Linked DNA regions of Mus musculus: region 1 is linked to region 2. Evidence: chromatin loops called from intact Hi-C (ENCODE). Cell type or tissue: heart. All regions are shown on one strand. Each heading gives the region's core, and the rest is flanking DNA. Links, peaks and the distances in the headings are about the cores only.

Region 1 (8,000 bases), core at 1-8,000, 130 kb before region 2:
TAGGAAACCACGCTGTGTGAGAAATGCAGGAGCTTTGTTACATTCAGAATGTATGTAAGAAGAAGGCCCAGAGACATCATTGCCTTTGACAGGTGGCCTTCTTAATCTGCCACATGAAATAGGATGGTTGGAGCCACAGGGTTGTCACTTCTGGCAAGCGCACAGGTGCTGATGTTTAGTGACTTAACGGCAAAGGCAAAGGACAGTTAGGGCATCAAACACTTAAGCATCAGTTCTGTCATGCATGAGCTGATGGGTTCTAATCAGGGATCCATTTTAAGGACTTGCTTTAAAACTTAGATTGAGATTTGGAGTAGAGTCTTCAGTTTGATAGCTTTAATCTAGGTAATGAAAGATTAAGGTAATCATAGATTTGCTTCCAACAGCAATAAGCAATCAAGTAAGGTGAGGGCCCCACGTGAAATGTGTTCACCAATGTATTCATGACTTTTCTGCTGCTGCGATAAGACGCCATGACCAACATAAGGAAGAGGGTTCATTCTTAGTCTGGAATGCTGTCCTAGAGGAATGAGAGCCCATGATGGCAAAGTGGAGGCAGTGTAACCGGCAGTGGACTTGGGGGCCAAAACAGGAAGCTGAGAGCTCACATGTTGGAGAGCAAGCATGAAGAAGAAAGAGTTGACAGGCATGAGGCATTTAATCTCAAAGACCACCCCCAGTGACACACTGTCTGCAGCAAGACTGCACCACCCAACCCTTCCTAAACAGCGCCACCTACTGAGAACCAAGACCATGTGGGACAATTTTCACTCAAACCACCAGAACCAGGATGTCAAAAAAAGATGCCCAAAGTGTTTAGCACAAAGATTTAGTTATAGAAGGCACACCACAAAAATGTGCTGCTATGAGCTTCCTAGAGGCATCTGTCTAATAAATATTTATTATCCCAGAGTGAGCAGATCTGATTTATTCTACTTAAAATTTGAAAGTCAACTCCAAGGAGCTGGAGAGATGGCTCGGCAGTAAAACAGAAGCACTGGCTGTTCTTCCAGAAGTCTTGAGTTCAATTCCCAGCGCCTACATGGCAGCTCCCAATATAATGGAATCTAATGGCCTCTTCTGGTGTGCAGATTCATCTAGACAAAGCATTCATTCATTCATCCATTTATCCATTCATCTATCCATTCAGACAAAGCACTCATGTATATCAAATAAATCTTTTTCCAAAAGTTTGTCTCCATAGATTTTTTTTTAAATATGGCATACATTTTGAAGATAATGATAAACAATTACATGGTAGACAGTTACCTAAAGTACCTCTTCGAACATTCCATCCCATTAGACAACAGGGCAGTGTCTGAAATATTTGATAATAGAAACCGATCACTCTCAGTGCAGCTGTTCAGACACCGTGTTTTAAGTGCACTCAACTTTGTTTTAAAACTTCCAAGAGTATGTGGACCGTCACACAGCTAGATAAACACTCTGTCAGGTCATCCCAAGTAAATTGGCTTCTCTGCAAAGATGGCCACCTTTCTTAGATGGAGGATCACAGCTGGTGGCAAACTTTATTACGTCAGAGCCCATCAATAGAAATTATTTGGGATTTTGCTTCAAATCAGCTCAGCGAAAGTTGAGTGTCCTTTACTGTTCATTTGTCACCCAAAGCCACTTTGCCACCAAAGCCATCAATGTATCCTATCAGTAAATAGTCGTGCAGCCCCTTTCCAGGGAGACAGCCAGTCTGGACCCTCACCGCCCTTTGTTCTTCCACTCTGTGTAGCATTCTTCACACTCAGCTTCTCTGGTTAACTTTTCGATTCAGGAGCAAGTGGCTGGCCACCCAAACAACATCTGGGGCTAGATCTGCCTTCAGCCATCTTAGGTTCCTAGAACTGCAAGACAAGCATTTGGCTCAGGTCTCATGGCACCAGGCAGAGTGCAAAGCCAGACACTCTAGTGCTGTTTGTAGCTCTGTGTACTGCTCTTCTCTCCAAATAGAGTTAGTTGTCCTTTCCTGCTATGCAAACTGAAAACACAAACGCGTTGACTGTTTCCTTCTGCTTTCCTGCAGCCTGATAATGGTTTTATCTTGCTGCTTCTGTTTTGCTAGGAGCTAGTTCAGTCCAGAAGTTAATTAAAGTGATGGGGTTCACCAGTAGTGATTTATATGAGAAACGGCAAAGAATGCGTAAGTCGGAGCTCATCAACAAAACTGAGTTACTAGTTTCCACTTCTAAATACTTTGTAAATTAACTGTGACACAGAAGATAAATCCATCTGGGGTAGAAGTTTCCTTGTGAAAGTTTAATGTTAGTTCAAGTGTCCCAGGGATCAGCTGTTTACTTTCCTGTGTAAGCTTTATACTAATTTTATTTAGCTGTCAGAAAAATTAACCACTGAGTATATTGCGGCCAAGCTCTCACAAGCTACCGACATTTTTCATACAGGAAGACAGTGTGGATCTTATTATAACATTTTGCAATTTTTTCCTTCCAAACTATTAAAACACATTTAATGATTTTTTTATCTGATCAAACATACTATTATCTAAAATGTACGTTGCATCTTGATCCTTACTATGTAACAGAAAGCTTAGGAAATTGTAAACTTAATATAGCTTAGAAGTGTAGACGAATCCTTTAGCTTATTCAAGGATGCTCAAAACTAATAGTTAAAGTATATGTCTTCTATGTGTTATTGAATTCTGTTCTTAACTATAAGAATTTGCTTGATTTTTTTGGTCATCAACTGTGCTGTATGATTTTATGCATGTATAACAGTGATAATTTTCTTTTGAAGATTGCCTGGGCTGGAAGTCATCAGAAATTACTTCTGATCTTTTCCTGCAATTCTGCCACAGATGGGAGGTTAATGAGGTTATGTGGCTCTATTCATTTTTGAGGACTGTTATAATATAACAAAATACCACGGGCTGGAGGGCTCTGACCCTGGAAATTAATACCGTATTTCTTGAGTCTTAAGGTCAAGGTCAAGATACCAGTGGTTTGGTCTCTTTTGCAACCTTTGTTTTTGACTTACAGATGGTTATATTCTTCATGTGTTCTTACATGGTCCCTCCTTACTCTATGTGGCATCTGTGTCCTTTGTCCTAAGGTCCTGTGCTTGTAAGCACACCATTCACATTGGACTGGGTGTACTCACAGGACCTATTTTACCTTAATTACCCCCTCATAGATCCTGTCTCCAAATATGGCGACATTCTGAGAGTTAGGGAATTCAGTATGTGAATTTGGTGCAGTGAGAGACACAATTCAGCTCATAGCAAAAGCATTGTGGAAAATATTCAATGCATTTGGTAAACATCCAGATTAAACATTCCAAAGGGAAACTCACTGGGAGATATGGGGATGGACAGAGGAAAATGAGTATCTTGGAACACAGCTGGGCATTGTCTGTAGGTTTGCTCCTAGTCCTGTTGACTTGGGTCAGGGAGAAGTTGGGTGACCATGTGACAGGGTAGTAGATAGGCTTGAACTCCAGTTTAATGGTGAATCATTTTAGCATAAATATTTCTCATTATATAAGCATTTATTGCCCATATGAAATACAGTTTTAACTGGTCCTTCCTGCATATGCCTTGTCTGACATTGTTAGCCATACTGCTCAGTTTATGCTCAGATATGGTGTCTGTTATTATTTCATCAAGGAAATAGCACCTTTCCAACCTACAAATAAAGGAAGCCAGAAGAAGATTAGAGATAGAGATAATTTTCTTTTAAAATTATCTTATGCTTTATATGTCAGATCACCAAATACACTAAGTGGCAAGTGAGTGCCAAGCACACTCCTAAGGGCAGGGTCCATATTGGTGATCACAGCTAATGCTAACCTTTGATTGCATGGCCTTGTCAATCAGCTTCTCGTTGCCATGGTTACCTGAGGAAAACAGAGGCTCATGGTTTCATGGCCACTTGGCCTAACACAAGTCTGAGAGCCCAGGCTGGTGCAGAGATCTCAACTCAAGGCACCTGTAAAGAAAGGGGAGACAGGAAAGAGAAACTAAGGACAAAAGGAGCCCTTCAGAGCCATGTCACTAGTGACCTGCTTCTTCCAATCAGGCCCCACCCCCTATGCTTCTCCCATCTCCCTGTAGCACCACCAGCCAAGGATCAAACCTTCTACCCTGAGCTCTTGGGGACATTCCAGACCCAAACCACCTGGGGTACTTATTTCCATAAGCCTCAGCCTTGCCCTATGTACAAAATTAGCTTGATTTATCATAGATCTGAACTCAAAGAAACAAAAAGGAAAGTTCTGAAAAACAGTGCAAGTTGCACACATGTTCAAGACTGTGTGTGTGTGTGTGTATGTGTGTGTGTACAGTAACTTTCATGCTTCTTAGAAAAGACACATGAAACAGTAATCATAAAAAATGAACAAGTACACTAAATGAGAATTTAAAGCCTCAGTTCATTAAAGGCATAACCGGTCACAATGCACACCATGCACACAATTCCCATGCCTGTAGTCTCAGCTACTGAGAGGCAGGCAGGGTGATATTCAGGCCAGCACAGTAGCCATCCTCTTAAAACAATCAACAAAAGTGCACTGTTACACTAGACTTGGAAGCAATGTTTGTGAATATATGCACATCTATTATAGAACTTAATTCTAAAATATACAAAAAAAAACCCTTTATACCTCATTTATAAATGAGTTGTATGTGAATTATAATTGAAATGAAAAAGAAGCTAGTGTTAAGCGAGCAGAGAGCCTTAGTCTGTAATAGTTATTTGCTTCACTGATTCAAATAGTTTCAATTTAGTATTGTTAATAGATTTTCTTTTTATTAATAATAAAGGAAGTGGAAAATTGATTTAAGGAAACTGGAAGCTTGCCTTAGTCCCATGCTAAAAAAACTGACTGAGCACCACCTAGTGGCAGAGGCTTGAATTGCAGTTTTTGGGTTTGGTTTTGATTTCTTTGGTTAGCTGCTGATTTTAAAGACTTAATATACAAAAAGGAACTTGCAAACACTAAGAAAATCAAAGACAATAATAAAGTTAGGGATAAATTTAATAAAATAGAATCAAAATTACAGAATTTTTATTGAAAAAATACTCATCAGCAAAAATCATAATATATGATACCAGGCAAATACAGACGGGGTAGACTTTTAACTGACTATTCATATAATCAACATAAGGTAATGTATGTACATTATGTATGTAATAACATAAGTAATTGTATGCCTAATAATAGACACGTACTCTTGCATTAAATTTTCCTAAGAACTCTGTGAAATACAAATCCACCCAGGGGTAATAATGTTACAATTAACATTTTGCTGATGGAAACTCATTTTGTTGTTAATAAGCAAACCTAACAAATGTTATTTATCGCACAATACAATGTTTTTGTGGGTCCCTTCTGAAAGTAAAAGGGAGTTGGAAAAGCTATAGAGAAAAGAAGTAAAAAGAAGGAGAATCATGGTCACAGTAGGAGACAGATGGTTTACTTCCAGTAAACGTTACAAGGTTTCATTTGAGCATTACAATATCCTGCCATCATGTTCCTTGTTTCATACACACCTATGAACTCTGCTGCACTGCAATTAAGTTTCAAGAAGTTGTTACAAGCTTTCCAGTGTAATATAATCTTTTCCTGTTGAAAATAATAGAAAAATGCCCTCCGCCTGGGGTTTCAGATGGAGCCTCTGATTTTCAAGAACAGCTGCTGTTGAACATAAGGTGGCTCAATAGTAGTGTGACTATGCCACTTTACAAAGGAGTTCCAAAGAGCCCGAGCAAGTTCACAGAGCTGGGAAATAATGCTCTGAAAATGTGCCTGCACATACTGTATTCAGCCACTGGGAGGCGCTGTCCCCACAGCTGTGTGCTTTCACCCGTAGCAGCGTTCCTCAAAAGTTCTTGTCAACGGCTTATTAGGTTGGCATGTTGTGACATTGCTATATCATCTAAAACAGAGTTCTAAGGCTAATTAGATTTGGGAAATGCTCAGAGGCAAACTGTGATTCTCCAAGGTTGGAAAGTGCGGGAAGATTTAATGGGTCCCAAGGCTGGAGATTAGACTTGAGAATGTGTTTGATAGCATATAACATGTAAAGCTTACACTTTGTATACAGGTGTGTGATACATGTGTGTGTTTGCCTGAAAAATGTACTAGTACTAGCTAGCTTAACACCCACACGCCTACTTGTGCTGTAAAAGAAGAACCTACCCAAGGCAGCCCATTGGGAAGTTTTTTTCTTTGCCTGTTCAACTGTATAGAACATCTGTGGTTGTTACTTCATAGACGCTAGAGTTGAGTACACCTCTGGCATCACAGATGAATCTCACAGAGAGAAGATAGATAGATAGATAGATAGATAGATAGAGAGATAGATAGATAGATAGATAGATAGACACAGAAATTACATTTAACCCCCTGTGTCAGTGACTGGGATATGGTGATAAATCATGAAAATCAATTTCTTGTTCACATGATATCATCAAGAGCAAGTTGGCCACAGCTCTACAAGGATGTTTCCTTCATGTCTCAGGCTGCAAAAATAACCCTCTCTGGTCACGGATTTCTAATAATCCAGGGAGAAGAGAGCTGCTGAAACCATGTGATTGCCCGTAAGAGTCACATCTGTCACTTTCCCTAAAATCCCTATGCCCAGTAAAGGTTACACGCTATGGCTAATGTCAGTAGGGTTAGGTATATAACCCTATTGTCACATGTGTCACCTGTACAGAGCTATAGAATCTTTCCAGTGTGTTTAACAACAAGTGGGAGTAACGGAGCAAATGAAAGTGGGGTCAGCAACCAACAGTATCCATCATAGCACGCGCACACACACACACATGCACACACACGCACACACGCACACACATACACACACACACATACACATACATACACACACACACATACACACACACACACACACACACAACCAACAGTACCCATCATAGCACACACACACACACACACACACACACCCTTGCACACACCTATTACAGAGCATTTCTCAGGAGAGGTACTCACATCCTCTGGTGACTGGTCTTGACCTGCACCGTGTTCCTTTGAGAGTACCAGTGTAACATAGTCAGCCTTCAGACTGTGTCACAAACGATTCTTAGTAGTCTCTTGTTCGACATCGTAGTCACTGTCAGGTCACGGTGGTGTATGTGAGCTAAGCCCATTTTTCAGGGAGGAGGATTTGAGACACCCCCATCTTGTCCATTGCTGACATTCTGTCCTCTTCCCCATCAGGTGCTGTCGTACCACGCCACGTGTTCCAAGGCTGAAGTCGACAAGTTTAAGGTAAGGAAGAGATGGAGTTGCACTGTTAGCACACAAAGGTAAGTTTGTCTGATTCTGTCGTCCTTCTCACTGGGAACGTGAGCCACAGTCCTGGGCAGAGTAGCTTGGAATATTTTTTTTTTTTTGAGAGAGAGGTGAAAGGATTACACAGTGGAATAGTCCCTTGTAGTTTACGTAAGTCGATATGTCTTCCCATGTGTTGAACATATAGCTACAGGGTGGGGGCGAGAGGAGTCGGTTTAATAGGGTAAGGATCTGGACACCTGACTTAGGTTTTGTTTTATTATTAACTTTCGGTCCACTTAAAAATTTTAGAGCCTTATTCTCTTCTTTATCTATAAAACTAAATCAGGAGATTAAGATCAATGTAGCTAGCATTTATCACATGCCTACTGTATACCAGGAACGCTACAGGGCTTTTTCCTGTATTGGTCCATCTCAACTTCACGGCCCTGTGAAGGGTGATGCACATGATTTTCCAGTTGAGTAAGCCAGGGAGTCACCGAGTGACCAGCGTAACCAGTAACAAGGATAAGAAGTTTGATGATGAAGTTTAACCTACCACTGGAGGTCTTAACCGTGTGCCTCCCGGCTGCTGGGGTGGTCACCAACTGGTTCCCACTGCCGAGTCTATGAATGAATCTAAGATGTCCCTTTGTATCTTAGTTACCACTATTTCTTTAGGTGTGGTTCGGAAGACTATCTTGTCTCCTTGAATTCCTACAAATTGTTTTTTAACAACA
Region 2 (11,464 bases), core at 370-8,369:
CCCTTGATTCTCATTGCCTAGTGGATAAACCTACGTGACTTAATAGTGCCAGGTAACCCCAGTCTTGATTCCCACAGTAGTAGTATAGTAGGGTGTGTTTGTCTAATTGATGTTACACAGAGTCTGTAACTCTGCAGTGAGATAGATCATGGTTCACTTTTTGAATTCAGCCTTTTGTAAGCAAAGCCTTTTTCTAGGAGGAACAGATTAATAATTTTATTAAAGCAAAGGTGAAAGGGGATCTAAGGCCACATGTACCACGAATGACATGTATAAATACCGGAACTGCTTCCAACAGTGAGAAATAGTTCTCAGGTGCAGAGGCACCCAGTGACCAAGCATGGAATAGTTTGAAGTGAAGGGGATGAAGGTTTGAGGATACAATTTAAGGAACCACGATTTTACATTTTCCCTTACATGTAAAAAAGAATATTCTAGAAAGGCCAGGAAGTAACATCTGTACAACCTATTTCCACTAGGTCTATAGCATGTGAAAACAAGCAGTTTTAAATAGATGCGGTCACTAGAACACTGCTTTGATGCCCAGTTCACCTGAGACACTAAAGACAGGATCTCTCTTACCCAAAGAACACTGGGCTTGCTGCCTCTCGCTTTGCATCATTAGCTGAGTGAGTTCTGACTAGACTTCTCTGTTTCCCAAAGTGCCAAGTGAGATTACACTAGGGATTTATTTGCAGGAATCCTAGCACTGAAATCCTTTGTCCAAATAAACTTTTAAGGATTCCCTAGGGCAAAAGAGAGCTGGAATCTGAAAACTTCTGTGTGAAGCAGGTCTTGGGCATCCAGAGCCCAGACAAGCATCTCTTTGTTCACGTACATGGTGCTCCACAGAGAGATTCAGAGAGCCGGGAAGTCCCTGGCGGTGTAAAACCTGAGAGTCAACCCAGCTCTGAACAATCTAAAACTTAAGGAAACTTTTCTCCTCAACTTACAAAACATTTTTTTCCTTAGTTTAATGGATCAGTATCGGTTTTTAACTTTACTCAAATCCAAAAGAAACAGGGGTATAGTTTCACAGGGTCGTTGCCTTCTGGGTATTAAGGAGATATTTGAAGGTATATGGGGTGGGGGTGGGGGATAGTTAAATGAAGATAACAAGACAGGAAAGGAGTGAGCTGAAAATCATCCAAGGAAGGCAGCTGTGTTATAGCAAGAAACATTATAAACCATGCAAAAGGTGGGGCTAGAAAAAGAGAATAGAGAGAAGACTACAGGAGAATTAGGGGCAGAGGCAGATGGTTAAGACAAACCGGCTAAGGAGTGGTGAAAGTCAATCCAAACAAAGAAAAATCATTGCACTTCCAGACCAAAAAAAAAAAAAAAAAAAAAAAAAAGAGGGTGCAGAACCTTGTTGTCAATTGAGTAGGAAAGAGACAATTACACAGGGAGGGGCTTGACAAAGGAGAGAAGAAAGAGATCAGTGCACTAAGAAACAATGTTGCTAGGTGCCCTTTACAGCTGTGTCTGCAGGGAAGACTGGAGAGACTGCAGCGGAAAATGAGCTCAGGAAAAAAAAAGAAAAAAAAAAGCTTCGGCAGAGCAGGTAAGAGGAGGCTGTTCAGATTTATGGATTTTATTAAGCCAGTTTTCTGAATCACTCTGCTATAAAGGAAAATAGCTTCTGCAGAGCTGTCTCCCCTCCTTCAGGTGAAGAACAAAGGCTAGGCGGAGCTAGGAACAGACGTGGGGGGGGGGGGGAGTCTGCAAGATCATTGTGTCTGCAGCCCAGGTGCTTTTGGGTACTGCACCACAGCACCTCATCACGGTTTATATCAAAGATAGGAATCGAGAATCAGTCCATATGAGGTTGCAGTGAGCCTGCATCTGTTACCCTTCCAAACAATAAATAAACAGCCAGAAAAACGGATCCCAGTCCATCTACAGCAAGAAATTTCAAGCATGTACTTTATGATAATACTGGATCCCGGGTCTTTCAGAGACTGCCGGCAGCAACGAGACAGGGTCCCCTCCACCCTGAATGTCGATGCTTCAGAGTGCTGAGGGGGACATAATTTATAGCACAAACCCTACAGCTTCCACTAAGGTTGAGTTTTCCTCTCCTCTTCTTGCCTTTTTATTGGCTTTACTGCATGGTTGCCAATAGCAACATCCACTGGTAGCAAAGGGAGTTCAACACCATTGCAATCTGCCAGACAGTAGAGGCCTGACAATGTCAACCATCAATCAAATAGCTGTTTGTAATTGCTTCCATCTATTTCCCCTGTCTCAAGGTATCTTTCCCATTGTGGGTCAAGATTCAGAAACTGCTGACTAATGTCCCGGGTTGGTTCCTCCATGACTATGGAGAAGTTCAAGAGAGGGCGGTAGCCCACTTGATGTCGAACCCTGGAGCTTAAAGGTTGGGATTCTAGGGCTTGAAGGTATTTTTAAATCCCCTGCAAAGCAATTTCTTTCCCATGTACCTGAGTCATGTCCGATCTCTATCCAAAGCACAGAGAGAGGGGACTTCCCAAGCCTTATTTAGCACTGTTGTTTCTTGCTGAAGGAAGGCATCTGAAATATGAGCCTTCTTCAAAATAAGACTCGAACAGACAAGATTGCCTCCTTCCTCGGGTCTTTAGGCATGAACAGCTGAGATGAGGCCATCCTACTTTTGTATGAGATGTATTTTTTCAGAATGTTTATTCGTACTGGTGAGTATGTTGCTAATCCGCACACAAGCTACCGCACAGCTGGAGATCGTGGTGAGCAAGGGCGCCTGGGCGGCCAGCCAAGGGTGCCTACCAGTCCACAGCAGGGCAGGACTCCATCCTAGCTGGCTGCCCATGGGCCTCTCGTTTTGGGATTCTGAACCTCTGCAGGTTTCTATCTGTTAAATAAAAGCACCAACTTTTATTCAGTTTCTGCTTCAAAGGACCAAGCTATGCTTTGCTTTGGAAAATTCATCCAGGGTCATTTTCTTTCTACTTCTCAAATAAAATAGAAGCAAACCTGAGAGAGCCTGAGAGCCATCTTCTCACTGAAAGATGCAAAAAAAAAAAAAAAAATGTATGCATAGAGGGAGCAGACACAGAACAACCTTCCTACAAAGTGTCTGAGCCTGCTTCTAATGACCGTGAATGATGTAGCCATCAGTACCTGCTTGTAACCGTGTTCTCTTAGTTCATAAAGAACCGTTTTCAGTTATCTCACAGCATTGCATCCGTATGGGAATCATTAGTTTAGAAGGGAATTTATAAAGAGAACCAAGAAAAGTAAAAATGGCACATGCACTTCCTGTTTCTGAAACCTGAAGGCCTACATGCTTCCCAGGACTTCGGGTTTGCAAGTATCTTGGATTTAAAACGATCTTAGAATTTTTTTTTTATTAGTGCAATGACAGTAATATGTTTCTGGAATTCCACTGCCTTCTCTGTATGTCAGAGTTTCGCTTATTTTAGTCAAGTCATTAGGCTGACTTTACTCAATCTACTTTGTAGAACAATTATTTTTAAAACCCAGTTCTCTTGCTGACCCTGGTGAGTTACAGAAAGGCACACACACACACACACACTAATCATCGTTTATAGTAATAGAAACAATGCAACCAAAATCTAAATATGTTTGGAATAAATCCAAATATAAAGAAAAATGCATTGGCATGGGCCCGGGGAAGACAAAAAGATTAACAACAGTAACTGAATGTAACCTAATTTGGGACCTTAAGAGCTCTGTCACGCCTCCTTTAGTGAATTCTGAATGTTTCATAGCAGCAAACTGGGACTGTTTTTCTGCCATGTGCTGTCAAGAGCTCCCACACCCCAATTATACTAGGAGTTTAGAGGTTAAGTCTGGCTATTAGTGGCCAAAGTATCACACACTTCCTAAGTCAGCAGCTCTCAACCTGTGTGTGGAGATCCCTTTGGGGGTCACACATCAGGCGTCCTACATAGCAGATATATATTTACATTAAAATTCATAGCAGGAGAAAGTTACAATGCTGAAGTGGCAATGAGGGTAATTGTATGGTTGGGGGCCACGACACCATGAGGAACTGTGTTAAAGGGTCGCAGCGTTAGTAAGGTTGAGAGCCACTGCGCTAACTGAACAATAACTAGAACACAAACAGAAATAAACCAGGCTGTGTCTGGAGAATTTCATGGGGGGGGAGGGGGGGCATTAGATTTAGCAGCACCCAGTGCTGTGTTCTCCTTGTCCATGCACCCCTGCCCCTGCCTAGTGATTTGGGGTTGTACAGACTTTGATTTTTGAATGTCCTTGCATGTCTGTGCATCTCTCAGCAGCACTAAGGGCAAACTGTTCATCTGTGTCAGTCTGTACCAACCAATGTCTCTCAATGTACACTCTGCTGCAAAAGTGTTCTATGAAGTAAATTAACTATTTGCTAAAAAAAAAAAAAAAAAAAAAAAAAAAAAAAACCCAAGTGTGTTCTTTGAGACCATCGTTTGGGTGAGTTCCCTTCTGTGTCTATGTGTGTGTTAGAGTGCTCATTTTTCTTTTGCTCTAGCGTAGATTTAGATGAGATCATATTTACAGCAGTTTTAAAGCATAGCGCAAGTGTGGAGATAGTAGTCTAGTTATTGAGTCTCGTTCCCTCGGAGGGCTGTTACTTTTGCTATTTTCTTTTGATTTACAACAGTTTAAAAAGGATTCCCTACTGACTTGCTTCCTAATTACTGTTGCTTTACACAGAAGAAGGAGAAGACGCGCTCCTCTGTTTGTGTCCTTTCCAGGCTAATCATTGTAGGAACACTTGGTTTAATGCTGCTTGTCCATTTCAGAAGCAACTACACGTGGCTTTGAAACGGGCTACTTAAAAAAAAAAAAAAAAAAAAAAAAGAGACTTCTTGTTTTTAATAAAATGCTTAATGGTTAACTAACACTCTGGCATAGTCTTTGTTTTGAGGGCTGGAAGAAAGATGCTTTCTAATACCTACCATTTAAATTGTGACCGTTTAGCTCATTAACTTTGACCAGTGCCGTCTGATTGTGTGTTAGGAGTCCCGGGGCCTCATTTTTAAACTGACAAAAGATTCTTCGCATTACTGAAGGCTGTCTGGAGGTAGAAGAATTCTGTAGCCGAAAGCTATTCCTCCATCCATTATGCATTGCTTACATCTGCATGGACAGTTACACAAGGTGGGGTCACATCTACACAAGACTGACAGCCACAGTGATGTAATGCAATTATGCAATGGCTTCAGTACTTAAACTTTAAAATTCTTACACCATTATGCCTCTTCTATCAGAATGGACTGCAACAAATAATCTAGAGCCAGATCAAATGGCTGAGGAAGGAGACACCCAAGGAGAGAGAAGAGAGGTGTAGTGTGGCCCTCTACTGGACAGTATAAGCAAATACCAGCGCTGCCTGCTGCAGCCACTGGCTTCTTTGTGTATTGCAGCCTGCAGTTCTACAGTGAAGTGGAACCTCACAAAAGGTCTGTGGGGATGAATAAGGGAAGTTAGGCAAAGGGGGCCTGGTGATGATCGTGGTGCATGCTTTCTGTATCTTTCTGTATACACACAATACTGGGGCTTGGAGTAGCTCTTTCTTTGAAAGGCTGCCCAACTGTTTGACAAACTAGGATGCACAGTTTCGCCTTCTCCGCTAATCCCTTTTGTAAACAATAACGCTCCTGCACTATCCAAGACAAGTTGATTTAGTAACACTGTAAACTTTAAAATCCAAGCTACTTGATCAAAATCAAAGTCCATTCAAGAAAGAGATCTTTGGATATTGAGGAAGATTTCTCTGAAAGGTAAGACCCACATGAGATGAAATGACTCTCCAACTAAACATGAATGATCTTGTTGATTCTGCATAGAGACGGCCCCAACATTTCAAAAGACTGAACTCAGGCTCCTAAAACTCAGTCAATTACGTTACAGATTTGGCCCTAATTTTGATTCCCTGTTCATAGTGGAGATGGGTTTGAGATGACCAAAGTTCAATGGGACTGAGCTCCTGGAAAAAAAAGGTCAGGAGCCATAGAGGAGAAGAAAACTCTACCTTTACAGATGACTTCCTTTATTAAGGAAGATGCGTGCATGTGACTGTGCGTAAGACACTCATGAATTAGCAATGCACCAGCCACAAATGCTCACATTCATAGGGTAACCAGATAAGTAAAAGGGAATCTCGATCCATTGTACATTTGATTGCCTTGTATTTGGGCAGGAAGAACAGAAGGATACTAAGAACCAAAATGCTTTTGCCCTGCTATGTTTTGCATACTCTTCCTGGTAACCACCTCTCCCCTAGTCCAGCAAAGCCAGCCATGAGTGTCACACTACCTTCTCAATCATTAACTCCTTTCTTTATGTCTCTAATGCACTTTATAAGAACCACTGCATGTTGTCCTATTGCTGAGGATAATATTGCAGATTTGCTTTTGACATATACTCCAGCTCGTCAAGACCCTAATGTAAACAAAAATGATAGTTTATACTTCGTAATATTCTACTTGGTTTGTTTTCCAGGCCTTCCATCATTAATTAAAAGATCTCCTTTTATCTCTCCCATCCAAGAAACAATGAAACGACTCCCCAACTGCCTATCAGAGACCAAATAAAAGTCAGCCTATCACAGCGGTAGTTCTGGTCATGCCAATTTCACAGTGGGATTGGTGCTCATTGCATTTTGAAAATGACCCTGCCCTCCATCTGTCTAAGCCAAATGCCCTGCTCTTTTCAAGCCAGGCCATTGGAGCCACTTTCCATGAAATAAGGAGGAGGACACAAAATGGCTACCCTCCTGTGTACTTTAGCTGCTGTGCTCATAGACAGACAGCAACACAGAGAGGTAGCCAAGAAATTTGGGAGAAAGCTGACAATCCTTTCGGTGTGTGTGGGAGGGGGTGGGATGTAAGTACAGTTTTTTTCATCATGTAAGTACAGTTTTGCAGACAGAGAGACTGAAAGGATAAAAGGTCATTTCCTGATTTCATGTTTATGCATCATAATTTAAGGCCAGCTTTTTCACAATAACAGTCTATGCATAAAGATTTTTAAATACTGAGTGTGAATTTCCAAATTCAAATGTCAGGCAGGGCAGCAGTTGTAAAGGAGACATATCATATTCTTTAATATGTGAGCATCACATACCCCCACCACAGACTTCACCTAAAAGGGTACCAGAAAATCAGAGTAATAGTAAACTCAGAGTGGGGATATAGAAGTAGTCCTTACCTGCTTTCTGTAAAAAAAAAAAAAAAAAAAAAAAAAAAAAAGATCTTTGGTGGACCAAAGGCCCACTCCACACACATAAAATGGGTGCAATCTGCTCCTTCCTTCTTATTGATTGCAGAAATGCCCCTTGTGTGATGACATCCAAGAAGTCACATGGCTGCAAATTCTCCACATGAGGGAAGGCTGAACGCACATAAAATCGGCTGTTATATGATAGGATTATACGATAGGAGCAAATGTATACCTGCTTCAGCCTTTTCCTTGTGATACCAGGAACTAGGGGATACCCAACCCCACTAGTCATTGTATATCTGTTTGAAAGTGCAATTGAGTCATGGAAGTCAGAAGCCTACTGCCCACACCAATTTACTTGATTGTTTCTATAGAAAAAAAAAAAAGGGACACAGCAATCTTTCCTCATACACACTTGGTGCCCTCATTTGGCAGGCCTTTACAGTTTCTTGGAGACATGAAGATAGAATGATTTGCCATTCACCGTTTCTCATGGAACCTAGTTCTTGGTTGTCATGGTTCAGCCTCTGTAGTGTTTGAATGAGAATGTCCCTCGTAGGTTCAGATGTTTGAACACTTAGTCCCCAGCTGGTGGCACTGTTGGGGAAGATGTGGCATTGTTGGAAAAGATATGTCACTGAGATTTTAAAAAGTTTCCGCCATCTCACCATCACACTATCTACCTCCATCTTGGAGGTGACAGAGAGCTGCTTCTGCTGAGAATCTGGGTCAGGAACTCAACTATGACTCTTTCAGAAGGTCTGCTTTAGTCGATTCTGGAGAAAGCCTGATTTGATGCTATTGTCTATCTGCTCCTTGGCTTGTGTGATTTTACTTAGCACAGTTACCCAACTAGACACTCTGATCTGCCTAGGACTCTCATTGGGAATCCTAGCTAACCTCTTCAATGGCTGCCCTAGTTGATTTCAACTAATATTTGTAAGCCTTCAATTTGATTATATTGAATTATCGATCTGATGTTTCTATCAGCTATTTCCTACTATTTTACCTTTGCTTACTATATTCTTAATAAACGGACGTTCAAAACCCAAAAACAAACAAACAAACAAAATGCCCGCCATTTGTAGATCATTTTCTACTTGGTGCAGAATGCTTGGTCACTGTACTATTCTATTAAGAAGTACACACTTAGTTCGGCACTAACGGATAATTCAGCAGATTTCAAAATATACAATAGGGAAAAAAAGTACAAGCCTCAAAAAACCTCCAGGGACCCCAGGCCCTAATCAGGTTACTGCTCTTCCACAGAGAGGTCACACTATCTAGCTAGAAAACAAGCAACGCTCACTCGTTCTAACGAGTAAAGGGAGTCTAAAACTCCTACTAACGGCCTAAAAGTCTTATGACCTTTTCCTATCTGAATTGAATACACAAACAATACGCCAAGTCCCCAGATTTCAGTACTCGTGAAATAAGACTACAACTCCCAGAATGCAAAGTGGATACGTCCCATTGGGGAAGTAACAATGTTGCATGCCGGGAGAAACCGGGAGTATAATGTCTGGACTACTTGCAACAAGTTTCTGTCCCTTCTCCGACTTCTGTCCCAACCCAGTTTGTAATCTTATAAGACAAAACAAAAAAATTCAGGGATTATGTCAACGGTTCCTAGTCATGCGGAACAGATCCTTTCTACCTCAGACCTAACCGCCACCCGCTGGATGAACTTCCGTTTCCGGTTACCTAGTTTCCTTGGAAACTAGCACGCGCTACAATTTTGGCGGCTATGGCGTGGCAAAGCAGCTCTAAAGTTCCCGACGGTGAGTTCACAGCGGTGGTGTACAGGCTCATCCGCGACTCCCGCTACTCAGAGGCGGTGCAGCTGCTAAGCGCAGAGCTGCAGAGAAGCTCCCGCAGCCGCGCAGGGCTGTCGCTGCTGGCCTACTGCTACTACCGCCTGCAGGAGTTCGAGCTCGCTGCAGAGTGCTATGAGCAGCTGAGCCAGATGCACCCGGAACTCGAGCAGTACCGCCTGTACCAGGCCCAGGCGCTGTACAAGGCCTGCCTGTATCCAGAAGCCACCAGGGTCACCTTCCTCCTGGACAACCCCGCCTATCAGACTCGAGTCCTTCGTCTCCAGGCTGCTATCAAGTACAGTGAAGGTGACCTCCCAGGAGCCAGGAGCCTGGTGGAGCAGCTGCTGAGTGGGGAAGCTGGAGAAGACAGTGGAGGGGAGAATGACCCAGATGGTTTGGTCAACATGGGTTGTCTGCTCTACAAGGAGGGACACTATGAAGCTGCCTGCTCCAAGTTCTTAGCGGCCCTGCAGGCTTCTGGCTACCAGCCTGACCTTTCCTACAACTTGGCATTGGCCTATTACAGCAGTCGGCAGTACGCGCCTGCTCTGAAGCATATCGCTGACATCATTGAGCGTGGCATCCGTCAACACCCAGAACTCGGTGTGGGCATGACCACGGAGGGCATTGATGTTCGCAGTGTTGGCAACACTGTAGTCCTTCACCAGACTGCTCTGATTGAAGCTTTCAACCTCAAGGCAGCCATAGAGTATCAGCTGAGAAACTTTGAGGTAGCCCAAGAAACTCTCACTGACATGCCTCCTAGAGCAGAGGAAGAGCTGGACCCCGTAACCCTCCACAACCAGGCTCTGATGAACATGGATGCCAAGCCCACAGAGGGCTTTGAAAAGCTCCAGTTTCTGCTCCAGCAGAACCCCTTTCCCCCAGAGACCTTTGGCAACCTGCTGCTGCTCTACTGTAAATATGAGTATTTTGACCTGGCAGCTGATGTCCTGGCAGAAAATGCCCACTTAACTTACAAGTTCCTCACACCCTATCTCTATGACTTCTTGGATGCCATGATCACTTGCCAGACAGCTCCTGAAGAGGCTTTCATTAAACTTGATGGGTTGGCTGGCATGCTGACTGAGCAGCTCAGGAGACTCACTAAGCAAGTTCAAGAAGCAAGGCATAACAGAGATGATGAAATTATTAAAAAGGCTATGAATGAATATGATGAAACTCTTGAGAAATATATTCCTGTACTGATGGCCCAGGCAAAAATCTACTGGAATCTTGAGAATTACCCAATGGTAGAGAAGATCTTCCGCAAATCTGTGGAATTCTGTAATGACCATGATGTGTGGAAGCTGAATGTGGCCCATGTCCTCTTCATGCAGGAGAACAAGTACAAAGAGGCCATTGGTTTCTATGAGCCCATTGTCAAGAAGAATTATGATAACATCCTGAGTGTCAGTGCTATTGTGTTAGCCAACCTCTGTGTTTCCTATATCATGACAAGTCAAAACGAGGAAGCTGAGGAGCTCATGAGGAAGATTGAGAAGGAGGAGGAACAACTCTCTTATGGTGACCCAGACAAGAAAATCTACCACCTTTGCATTGTGAATTTGGTGATAGGAACCCTGTATTGTGCCAAAGGAAACTATGACTTTGGCATCTCTCGGGTTATCAAAAGCTTGGAGCCTTACCATAAAAAGCTAGGCACCGATACGTGGTATTATGCCAAGAGATGCTTCCTGTCCTTACTAGAGAACATGTCAAAGCACATGATAGTGCTTTGTGACGGTGTTGTTCAAGAATGTGTCCAGTTTCTAGAGTACTGTGAACTTTATGGTAGAAACATCCCTGCTGTTTTAGAACAGCCCTTAGAGGAAGAAAGAATTCACACCGGGAAGAATACAGTCACATATGAGTCCAGACTGTTGAAAGCTTTGATTTATGAGGTCATAGGGTGGAATATGTAGTTGCTTCTGTTACTGACTTTTATGATAAAGGCTTTGTTATGTTGGCATTGTGTTTCAACTCTAAGCTTTTGAATTTTCACACTCTTTACATGTTATGCATTGTCTGATTTAACTGTTTATTCAGTTAGATATAGCTTTTCTTGATGAGAACCTTCATTCAATGAGATAGCAAATGAACCCAGAAGCATTTATTTAAAATAACTGAATGGAGGAAGTACCATCCGATAAAGTTTACAACGTCCACATCTTTTCGTTGCTGTTTCATACTGTGCTTTGTTGTTTGTGAACAACATCATTTTACCCATGGAGGACACGTATCTGCCATGGGCCTTAGCTACATGACATTTGGGCTTTAGAAGTAGTTTCAGGAATTACATGCTCTGCTTTAGTTTATCCTTATGATCATTCTCTTTGTTGTGTAGAAGTTTTGTACAATTGTAGATTTTAAAGATTTTCATTGTTTTGGGGTTTTGTTTTATTTTTTAAAGGAAGAAGTAACATTTAACAACAGTTTTCATGTTGTTAGTGGCTCTTTCC

What was found. Hi-C counts contacts between places; a loop is a spot of excess contacts. Peaks named below come from ENCODE experiments on the same cell type or tissue, not always from the same donor. Only the 100,000 strongest peaks of a DNase experiment are listed, where the experiment ranks them.
Region 1: it touches region 2 in a loop (4-fold over the local background); 2 of 42 quality-filtered maps call a loop at or near these places.

Annotation. Positions count from the first base shown.
Region 1 is chr2:76,112,761-76,120,760 of GRCm38, reverse strand. Pde11a (phosphodiesterase 11A) reads left to right here. Exons shown (of 20, transcript NM_001081033.3): 10 at 7,207-7,257. Among named protein-coding and RNA genes, the nearest start is that of Gm52518, 80 kb to the right of the region's middle. In heart, for the core only: CTCF peaks have their summits at 4,859 (motif pointing left) and 5,799 (motif pointing right); no DNase peak of the experiment used is centred there.
Region 2 is chr2:75,979,206-75,990,669 of GRCm38, reverse strand. It overlaps Pde11a (phosphodiesterase 11A), which reads left to right. Exons shown (of 20, transcript NM_001081033.3): 20 at 1-4,862. It overlaps Ttc30a1 (tetratricopeptide repeat domain 30A1), which reads left to right and starts at 8,703. Exons shown (of 1, transcript NM_030188.3): 1 at 8,703-11,464. The coding sequence starts at 8,933. The coding sequence ends at 10,927. In heart, for the core only: CTCF peaks have their summits at 5,338 (motif pointing left) and 7,781 (motif pointing right); a DNase peak (open chromatin) is centred at 5,359; H3K4me3 peaks cover 121 bases; H3K27ac peaks cover 1,537 bases.